Regions from separate parts of the Homo sapiens genome. Here region 1 is linked to region 2. Evidence: chromatin contacts called from ENCODE Hi-C or POLR2A ChIA-PET data. All regions are on one chromosome and are shown on one strand. The core of a region is the stretch at or near the end of the contact, and the rest is flanking DNA. Distances in the headings are between cores, read along the strand shown. Region 1 overlaps NXN (nucleoredoxin). Region 2 overlaps NXN (nucleoredoxin).

Evidence for each region. A loop is a pair of places that touch in the nucleus more often than their neighbours do. ChIA-PET counts read pairs that join two places held with the same protein, here RNA polymerase II (POLR2A). Pooled maps may share reads with other maps.
Region 1: a loop to region 2 is called in a map of gastrocnemius medialis, with 2.8 times the contacts of the local background. The contact joins two enhancer-like sites. A Hi-C loop is called at or near these places in 2 of 168 maps with a recorded cell type or tissue (endothelial cell of hepatic sinusoid and gastrocnemius medialis) and 1 of 50 pooled maps. POLR2A ChIA-PET finds 5 or more read pairs at or near these places in 1 of 52 experiments (CD8-positive, alpha-beta memory T cell).

The regions. Positions count from the first base shown.
Region 1 is chr17:811,989-816,251 of GRCh38, forward strand. The region is part of intron 5 of NXN (nucleoredoxin); the gene reads right to left. Among named protein-coding and RNA genes, the nearest start is that of MRM3, 32 kb to the left of the region's middle. Within about 2 kb of position 2,028, at least 2 of the 41 ENCODE cell types and tissues checked have a DNase peak (open chromatin) inside an H3K27ac peak, as active enhancers do; they include gastrocnemius medialis, where a contact is called at or near this core.
Region 2 is chr17:899,500-903,317 of GRCh38, forward strand. All of the region lies in intron 1 of NXN (nucleoredoxin), which reads right to left. Among named protein-coding and RNA genes, the nearest start is that of NXN, 78 kb to the right of the region's middle. RefSeq lists an enhancer at 166-667. Within about 2 kb of position 1,957, at least 17 of the 41 ENCODE cell types and tissues checked have a DNase peak (open chromatin) inside an H3K27ac peak, as active enhancers do; they include gastrocnemius medialis, where a contact is called at or near this core.

The sequences.
Region 1 (4,263 bases), core at 778-3,277, 87 kb before region 2:
AAGATCTCGGCTCACTGCAAGCTCCGTCTCCCGGGTTCACGCCATTCTCCTGCCTCAGCCTCCCGAGTAGCTGGGACTACAGGCGCCCGTCACCACGCCTGGCTAATTTTTTGTATTTTTAATAGAGACGGGGTTTCACCGTGTTAGCCAGGACGGTCTCGATCTCCTGACCTCGTGATCCGCCCGCCTCGGCCTCCCAAAGTGCTGGGATTACAGGCGTGAGCCACTGCGCGTGGCCTGGGTTACCCATTTTCACCCGAGCCTGTCAGAACACTCTGCCCTCACATGACTCAATCCACAAAATGACCAGCAGATCAAGCCACTGCCCCAGTGTAAGTCCAAAGACAGGCCAGGTGGAGGCGGCTCCCTTTGGGTGCAGGCAGGGGGTGTACCTGGCACTGCTCTGTGAAGGAATCTTTATACAAGCTCTTCAGCGGGAGAGAAACAAGTGAGATGGGACTGAGACCCCAGGGCACAGACAGACTCAAACAGGGAGCAGGACGTCCCCAGAGAAGCCCCACAGGATGTGCAGACCAGACACTCCAACAGCCAGGACCCTGCAGAGCGAGTGTGTGTGTGAGTCTGTGTGTGCACGTGTGTGTGATGGCGCGAGTGTGCATTGTGTGAGTGTAGGTGAGTGTAGGTGTGTGTGAGTGTGCATGTGTGTGACTGTAGGTGTGTGTGAGTGTAGGTGTGTGCACATATGAATGTAGGTGTTTGCATGTGAGTGTAGGGTGTGTGAGTGTAGGGTGCGTGAGTGAGAGTGTGCATATGTGTGAGTGTAGGTGTGTGCATGTGTGTAGGTGTGTGTGCGTGAGTGTAGGTGTGTGTGCGAGTGTGCATGTGTGAGTGTAGGTGTGTGCATGTGTGTAGGTGTGTGTGGGTGTGTGCGCACATGTGAATGTAGGTGTGTGCATGTGTGACTGTAGGTGTGTGCGTGTGTGAGTGTGCATATGTGTGAGTGTAGGTGTGCATGTTTGTAGGTGTGTGTGCACATGTGAATGTAGGTGTTTGCATGTGTGTAGGTTGTGTGCACGCGTGTGTGAATGTGTGAGCGTGTGTGTGCGTGTGTTCACACACCTGGAACACGTCCACTGAATGACACTGGAAGCCGTAACCACGGAATCACACAAAAGCTCAGAAATATTCAGAATTCAATCAAAAATACTGGTCAGAGTTTTGTGACGCTACAAAGCTTATGAACGAATGCACAGTTCCTTCAGAGGTATTTCGGCCCAGCCTGGCCACATTTAAATATCCTCAGAGGCAAAGAAAGGCAAACTCCCATCAAGGGATGGTGCAGTCTAGGGAGGGTGGCTGGCTTCTAAGACTAGAGAGAAGCCAGAACTGATACCAGTGAAACCAGGGACTGAGTGAGACGGGCTCTGAAGGAGAAACGGCCCCCGGCTTGGAGGACAAGGACAGGGCACCACAAATAGGGCCATCGACGCGGACGGAATGCCGCACGTGGGGCTCAGCCCAACCTCGAAGCGCTGAGAAGGCGCTTCCAAAGTGATATCCCTGGAATGATATAATGATTTCCTTAATACGTGAGCATCTTTCAAAACTAGGAGGATCTGGAATTAAGTTTAGAAGTATGAATCAAACTCATGCCACTGACGTTTCTGTGTGTCAAGAAGTGCATGCATATTTGGTATTTAACTTCAGCATTTTTTTTTTGTTTAAGAGACTACGGCCGGCCGGGCGCGGTGGCTCACGCCTGTAATCCCAGCACTTTGGGAGGCCAAGGCGGGCACATCACGAGGTCAGGAGTTTGAGACCAGCCTGGTCAAATGGAGAAACTCTGTCTCTACTAAAAATACAAAAATTAGCTGGGCGTAGTGGCAGGTGCCTATAATCCCAGCTACTCAGGAGGCTGAGGCAGGAAGATCGCTTGAACCCGGGAGGCAGAGGTTGCAGTGAGCCAAGATTGTGCCAATGTACTCCAGCCTCTGGGTAACAGAGCAAGACTCTGTCTAAAAAAAAAAAGAGCCGGGCACGGTGACTCATGCCTGTAATCCCAGCACTTTGGGAGGCCAAGGCAGGCAGATCACATGAGGTCAGGAGCTCAAGACCAGGCTGGCCAACATGGTGAAACCCTGTCTCTACTAAAAATACAAAAAGTTAGCCAGGTGTGGTGGTGGGTGCCTATAATCCCAGCTACTCCGGAGGCTGACGCAGGAGAACGGCGTGAACCCGGAAGGCAGATGTAGTGAGCAGAGATTGCGCCACTGCACTCCAGCCTGGGTGATAGAGTGAGACTCTGTCTCAAAAAAAAGAAAAGAAAAAAAGAAAAAAGGCTGTCCTAGGGTACCTTATTAGTTTCAGGTGACCCCCTGGCCTGAGCGTTGGCCACCAGCAATACCGGCAACCCACGGGCCCTCACATCCAGGAAGGAACTCCGTACCTCAGAGAGGAAGATTCTGCTCCACGGATGATGAGGTGCTGGGAAAGAAAATGCCTCTATGTGGAAAGGCCTCCTGACCCAATGGAGCAGCAGAGAGGGGGCGCGGCAGCAGCTCCACTCTAAGTGACAAGTGTCCGTCTTCCAGGCCCTCGTACGAAATGACACGTACTCGGACCAACACTGTCGTGTTCGTGAAGACGTCATCACACTCCGCTCCTCAGATATGCCCAACTGTCCATCTCATCCTGTCCACTCAAGGGCAGCACTGGGCCCCTCTCCTAGTGACTTCCCGTGGAGCTCAGTACGGAGAGTATGGGATGGTTAGCACGCACTCAATACATCAAATCCGGCCGGGCGCAGTGGCTCACGCCTGTAATCCCAGCACTTAGGGAGGAATTTCACTCTTGTCACCCAGGCTGGAGTGCAGTGGTGTGATCTCGGCTCACTACAACCTCCGCCTCCCAGGTTCAAGTGATTCTCCTGCCTCAGCCTCCCGAGTAGCTGGGATTATAGGTGACCACCACCACGCCTGGCTAATTTTTGTATTTTTAGTAGAGATGGGGTTTCGCCATGTTGGCCAGGCTGATCTCGAACTCCTGACCTCAGGTGATCCACCCACCTCGGCCTCCCAAAGTCCAGGGATTACAGGCGTGAGCCACCATGCCTAGGCAGTAGTTACAAATTCAGCTGAGTCTTCTAGGTGCTAAAGCAAAGAAAATAATTGTGGTTCATAATGAAATTCAAAGTATACAAAAGATAAAAACAAAAGCCTGCCACCCGGTAGGTTTTGAAGGCGATGAGGCACTCACAGTTCAGCTGACATCCATCCATATGATGAGGGCCAGTGTCCACTCTAGATCCCTAAGCTCTGTAGGTTTTGAAGGCGACAAGGCACCCACAGTTCAGCTGACTTCCATCTGTATGATGAGGGCGAGTGTCCACTCTAGATCCCTAAGCTCTGTAGGTTTTGAAGGCGACGAGGCACTCACAGTTCAGCTGACACCCATCCGTACGATGAGGGCGAGTGTCCACTCTAGATCCCTAAGCTCTGTAGGTTTTGAAGGCGATGAGGCACTCACAGTTCAGCTGACTTCCATCCGTATGATGAGGGCGAGTGTCCACTCTAGATCCCTAAGCTCTGTAGGTTTTGAAGGCGATGAGGCACTCACAGTTCAGCTGACTTCCATCCGTATGATGAGGGCGAGTGTCCACTCTAGATCCCTAAGCTCTGTAGGTTTTGAAGGCGATGAGGCACCCACAGTTCAGCTGACATCCATCCGTACAATGAGGGCCAGTGTCCACTCTAGATCCCTAAGCTCTGCAAAGCGCAGGGCCTGTTATCTGTTTTATTCAAGATAAAAACGTTCTTCTTGGCCTGAACGTTTAACGTGCCTCCGGATCATGTGTGAGGGGTGCTCCAAGACCCAGCCACGTCAAACAGAGTCACACTTTGTACACACCTGTGCACACACGTGCACACACAGAGGCCAGTAGGGAGGATAAGAGGGGCCTGAATGTGACCGGCGGGCCTTTGTTAGGGGAGTCGGAGGAAGACACACATCAGAGACCATCACCTCCTGGTGTATAAGGGGAACAGGGATTAGAAGAAACCCAGGATATCTCTGTATGGAGAAAGGATGGAAAATCCACAGCCATCAGGAGGGGCAGGACACGGCGCTCGGTAACGCTTGGGAGAGACCTGGGCCCTACGTAGCTGACTAGCATCTCACCTGTAGCCCCTCCAAGGGCCTCTGGTTGCAACTGGAAGCTGAGGCCGAAACCCCTTCCCACTGTCCAGTTACAATCAGGCAGTCACGTCGCTTTTAATTAACACAGAGTCGTTCTGGGGACGAAGA
Region 2 (3,818 bases), core at 707-3,206:
GAAGATACAGCTTGCTTCTCTTTCCCGCAAGGAGATTTAGCTCCTTGAGGGCAAAGACTGATTCACTCATGATTATATCGTCAGGAATTAGCGCTGAGCCTTAAAAAACAAAACCACGGATTCCGCACTTTCCTCCTTTCTCTCCTCTCTGTTACGGAGATTTAGGTACAGGGTTTCTTTTCCTGGGAGACAGTAAAAAAAGCTTCCTGCAGGGAGGGTCTTGCCCAGTTGATAAATTTTACAAGCTGGGGGCGGTGGTGCACGCCTGTAGTCCCAGCTACTAGGGAGGATGAGGCAGGAGGATAGCCTGAGCCCAGGAGTTCGAGGCTGCAGTGAGCTATGATCATGTCGTTGCACCCCAGCCTGAGTGACAGAGTGAGACCCTGTCTCTAAATTAATTATTTTCACAAAGGAAATCAAAGGGCTTTTGTTAAAGTAAATGATATCCTCAAGCTATAGAGTTTAACACTAAAACTTTTCTGAGGGCCGGGCGTGGTGGCTCATGCCCGTAATCCCAGCACGTTGGGAGGCCGAGGCAGGCGGATCTCCTGAGGTCAGGAGTTTGAGACCAACCTGACCAACATGGAGAAACCCTGTCTCTACTAAAAATACAAAATTAGCGGGGTGTGGTGGCGCATGCCTGAAATCCCAGCTACTTAGGAGGCTGAGGCAGGAGAATCGCTTGAACCCGGGGGGGCAGAGGTTGTGGTGAGCCAAGATTGCGCCATTGCACTCCAGCCTGGGCAACAAGACCGAAACTCCGTCTCAAAACAAAAAAAGGAAAAAAAAACACAAACTTTCTGAAGATATAGCCAAAAAGCTCATGAAGAGAGACAGCATTTTATAGATGGAGAAATGGAGGCCTGGAAATGGTGAGCTGCCCAAGGCCACAATGCCAGGAACCCAGAGCTGACCATCTGGCTTCAGAGCCCACTCTCTTCCCCACCAGATTCCCACCTCTTGCAGGAACAGAGAGGCACGAGGAAGGTACAAACATCAGGAGGAAATCTCTTTCCTCCCAGGAGGCTGCTGGCAAACCATGGCATCAGGATCCTCCCAGGGTGGGAAGGGAGGGTGGTGAGTTTATTTACAAGCAAAATGAATCTGCCCGTTCAAGGAGAAGAAACATGAATGATACTAGTTTTTCAAATTCTTACCACTGGGACTGGCCCTAAACTTTAGCACTTTATTAGAAAGCCAAAAACCACTCAAAAGCTAACGTCTACAGAGAAGACGGCCAAAAAAAAAGTACCTTTTTTTCTCTTCATGGAAAGTTTTCTAATATTTAAAAGCTCAGGATTATTCTGCAGAGACGTTATAAATGACCCAATCTGCAGGGCTGGAAGCATCTTCTGGGAGGCAGGGGAGTTTTGAGAGAAAAGTGTGGACTTTATGAAAAGATAGATCTGCATTCTTTTTTTTTTTTTTTTTTTTTTTTGGATGGAGTTTAAGCTCTTTTTGCCCAGCCTAGAGTGCAATGGCACGATCTTGGTTCATTGCAACCTCCACCTCCCGGGTTCAAGTGATTCTCGTGCCTCAGCCTCCCGAGTAGCTGGGATTGCAGGCATCCACCACCACGCCTGGCTAATTTTTGTATTTTTAGTAGAGATGGGGTTTCACCATGTTGGCCAGGATGGTCTCGATCTCCTGACCTCACTTGATCTGCCCGCCTCGGCCTCCCAAAGTGATGGGATTACAGGCATGAGCCACGGCGTCCGGCCAGATAGATCTGCATTCTCATTTGTATCCAAAACCCCTCTGAGCCTCAACGTCACCCTCTGCAACATGCAGGGATCTGTGGGGGGAGATGATCTCTACATGAAATGGAATAACAGTATCTGGCACAAAGGCAGACACTTAATCAACGCTAGCTCCTTTCCTCTCCGCAGTTTATTCCGGGGAAGAACTCTGGCCTGGGAAACAGCAGACCTGGTCCAACTCCCGGCTCTGCCAGATCCCAAGTGACTCAAATGCTTCAGCTGCCCTGACCTCTGCTTCCTCGTTACTAAAATGAAAAGCACGGGATCTACCTCCAACAACAGTCATGGGATTCAAGGACACCAGGACACCTCCCCCGTGAAAACCAGGGCAATGAATTCAAACAAAGCACATTAACTAAATCTAAATCTAAATCGATGGCATTTTGTCCCATAAACACTCAGCCTGAAAGTCTCTCCTTCAGCTTGCTGTTTGTTTTTTTGTTTTGTTCTGTTTTTTGGAGATGGGATATCGCTCTGTCGCCCAAGCCGCAGTGCAGTGGCGCAATCTCAGCTCACTGCAACCTCTGCCTACTGGGTTTAAGTCATTCTCCTGCCTCAGCCTCCTGAGTAGTTGGGATTACAGGCACCCACCATCATGCCCAGCTAATTTTTGTATTTTCAGTAGAGACGGGGTTTCGCCATGATGGCCAGGCTGGTCTCAAACTCCTGACCTCAGGTGATCCACCTGCCTCAGCCTCCCAAAGTGCTGGGATTGCAGGTGTGAGCCACCGCACCCGGCCTCAGCTTGCTGTTTAAACATGGTCTCATGCAGAGCCATCTGCCTGTGAGCTGGACAGCCACACGGTCCAGGGTTCCAGCCCTCCAGGCTCATCTCCCAAAAATACCCTCGGGTGTTTGTCCCAGCTAGTGAGTCAGGACTGAACCTGATACCAGGGAACAGTGTTGCTGCTGTCAGGGCATCTCTCGCCAGTTTCATTATTCACTGCTCCCACTCGCACGACGGACCCACGTCCGCCGTCCGTTCCAGACATAAGCCAACGCTCGCTCTGGCGTTCTCAGAAACCGTTCCGGTAACAGAAAAAGCTTTTTAACTTCCCGTGAGATCCACGAGGATCCGTGAGGTTGATACTTCAAGTCGAAGGCACGAGAATGTCCTTCTGAACCTGAAAATCACGGTGAAGGTCCTCGGGACATCTACATCGAGGCAGAAACAGATTTACTAGGGAGAAGGCAGTGGAGAGAAAAAGGCGACACAAGAAAAGATGCTGCCTCACTGGGCCGTCCTGCCCTGTCCCCTCCCCCAAAAGGTGAGCAGAGAAAGCTTTTTAAAGGCAACTGTCACTCAGTGGCAATGCCACTGGCTTTCTAGGACTTACTTTCTTCCCTCCAAACCTGTTTACGAAGGAGACGTGAGGAAAAAAGGTAAGAGTCACACAGAACAAGCACCACGACAGCCCCTCCCATCATCAGCCCCTCCCATCATCAGCCCCTCCCATCATTCCATCCACCACCCTGGTACTCACACTATTTTAACACAACACAATGGCCTCTGCCCATCATTCTTTTTTTTTTTTTTTAAGACTGACTTTCGCTCATCACCCAGGCTGGAGTGCAATGGCGCGATCTCAGCTCACTATAACCTCCGCCTCCCGGGTTCAAGCGATTCTCCTGCCTCAGCTTCCCAGGTAGCTGGGATGCACCATCACGTCTGGCTAATTTTTTATATTTTTAGTAGAGATGGGCTTTCTCCATGTTGGTCAGGTTGGTCTCGAACTCCCGAACTCAGGTGATCCGCCCACCTCGGCCTCCCAAAGAGCTGGAATTACAGGCTGAGCCACCGCACCCAGCCTCCCCTCCCATCATTTCATCGACCACCCTGGTACCCACAATATTGAACACAATGTATAACTATAATAACAACAATAATAAAAGCAGCTAACAGTTATGACGTGCTCACCTCTTCAATTCTGCTACAAGTTTTTTTGTTTTTTTGTTTTTGTTTTGAGACAGAGTCTCACTCGGTCACCCAGGCTGGAGTGCAGTGGTGCCATCTTGGCTCACTGCAACCTCCTCTTCCAGTGTTCAAACGATTCTCCT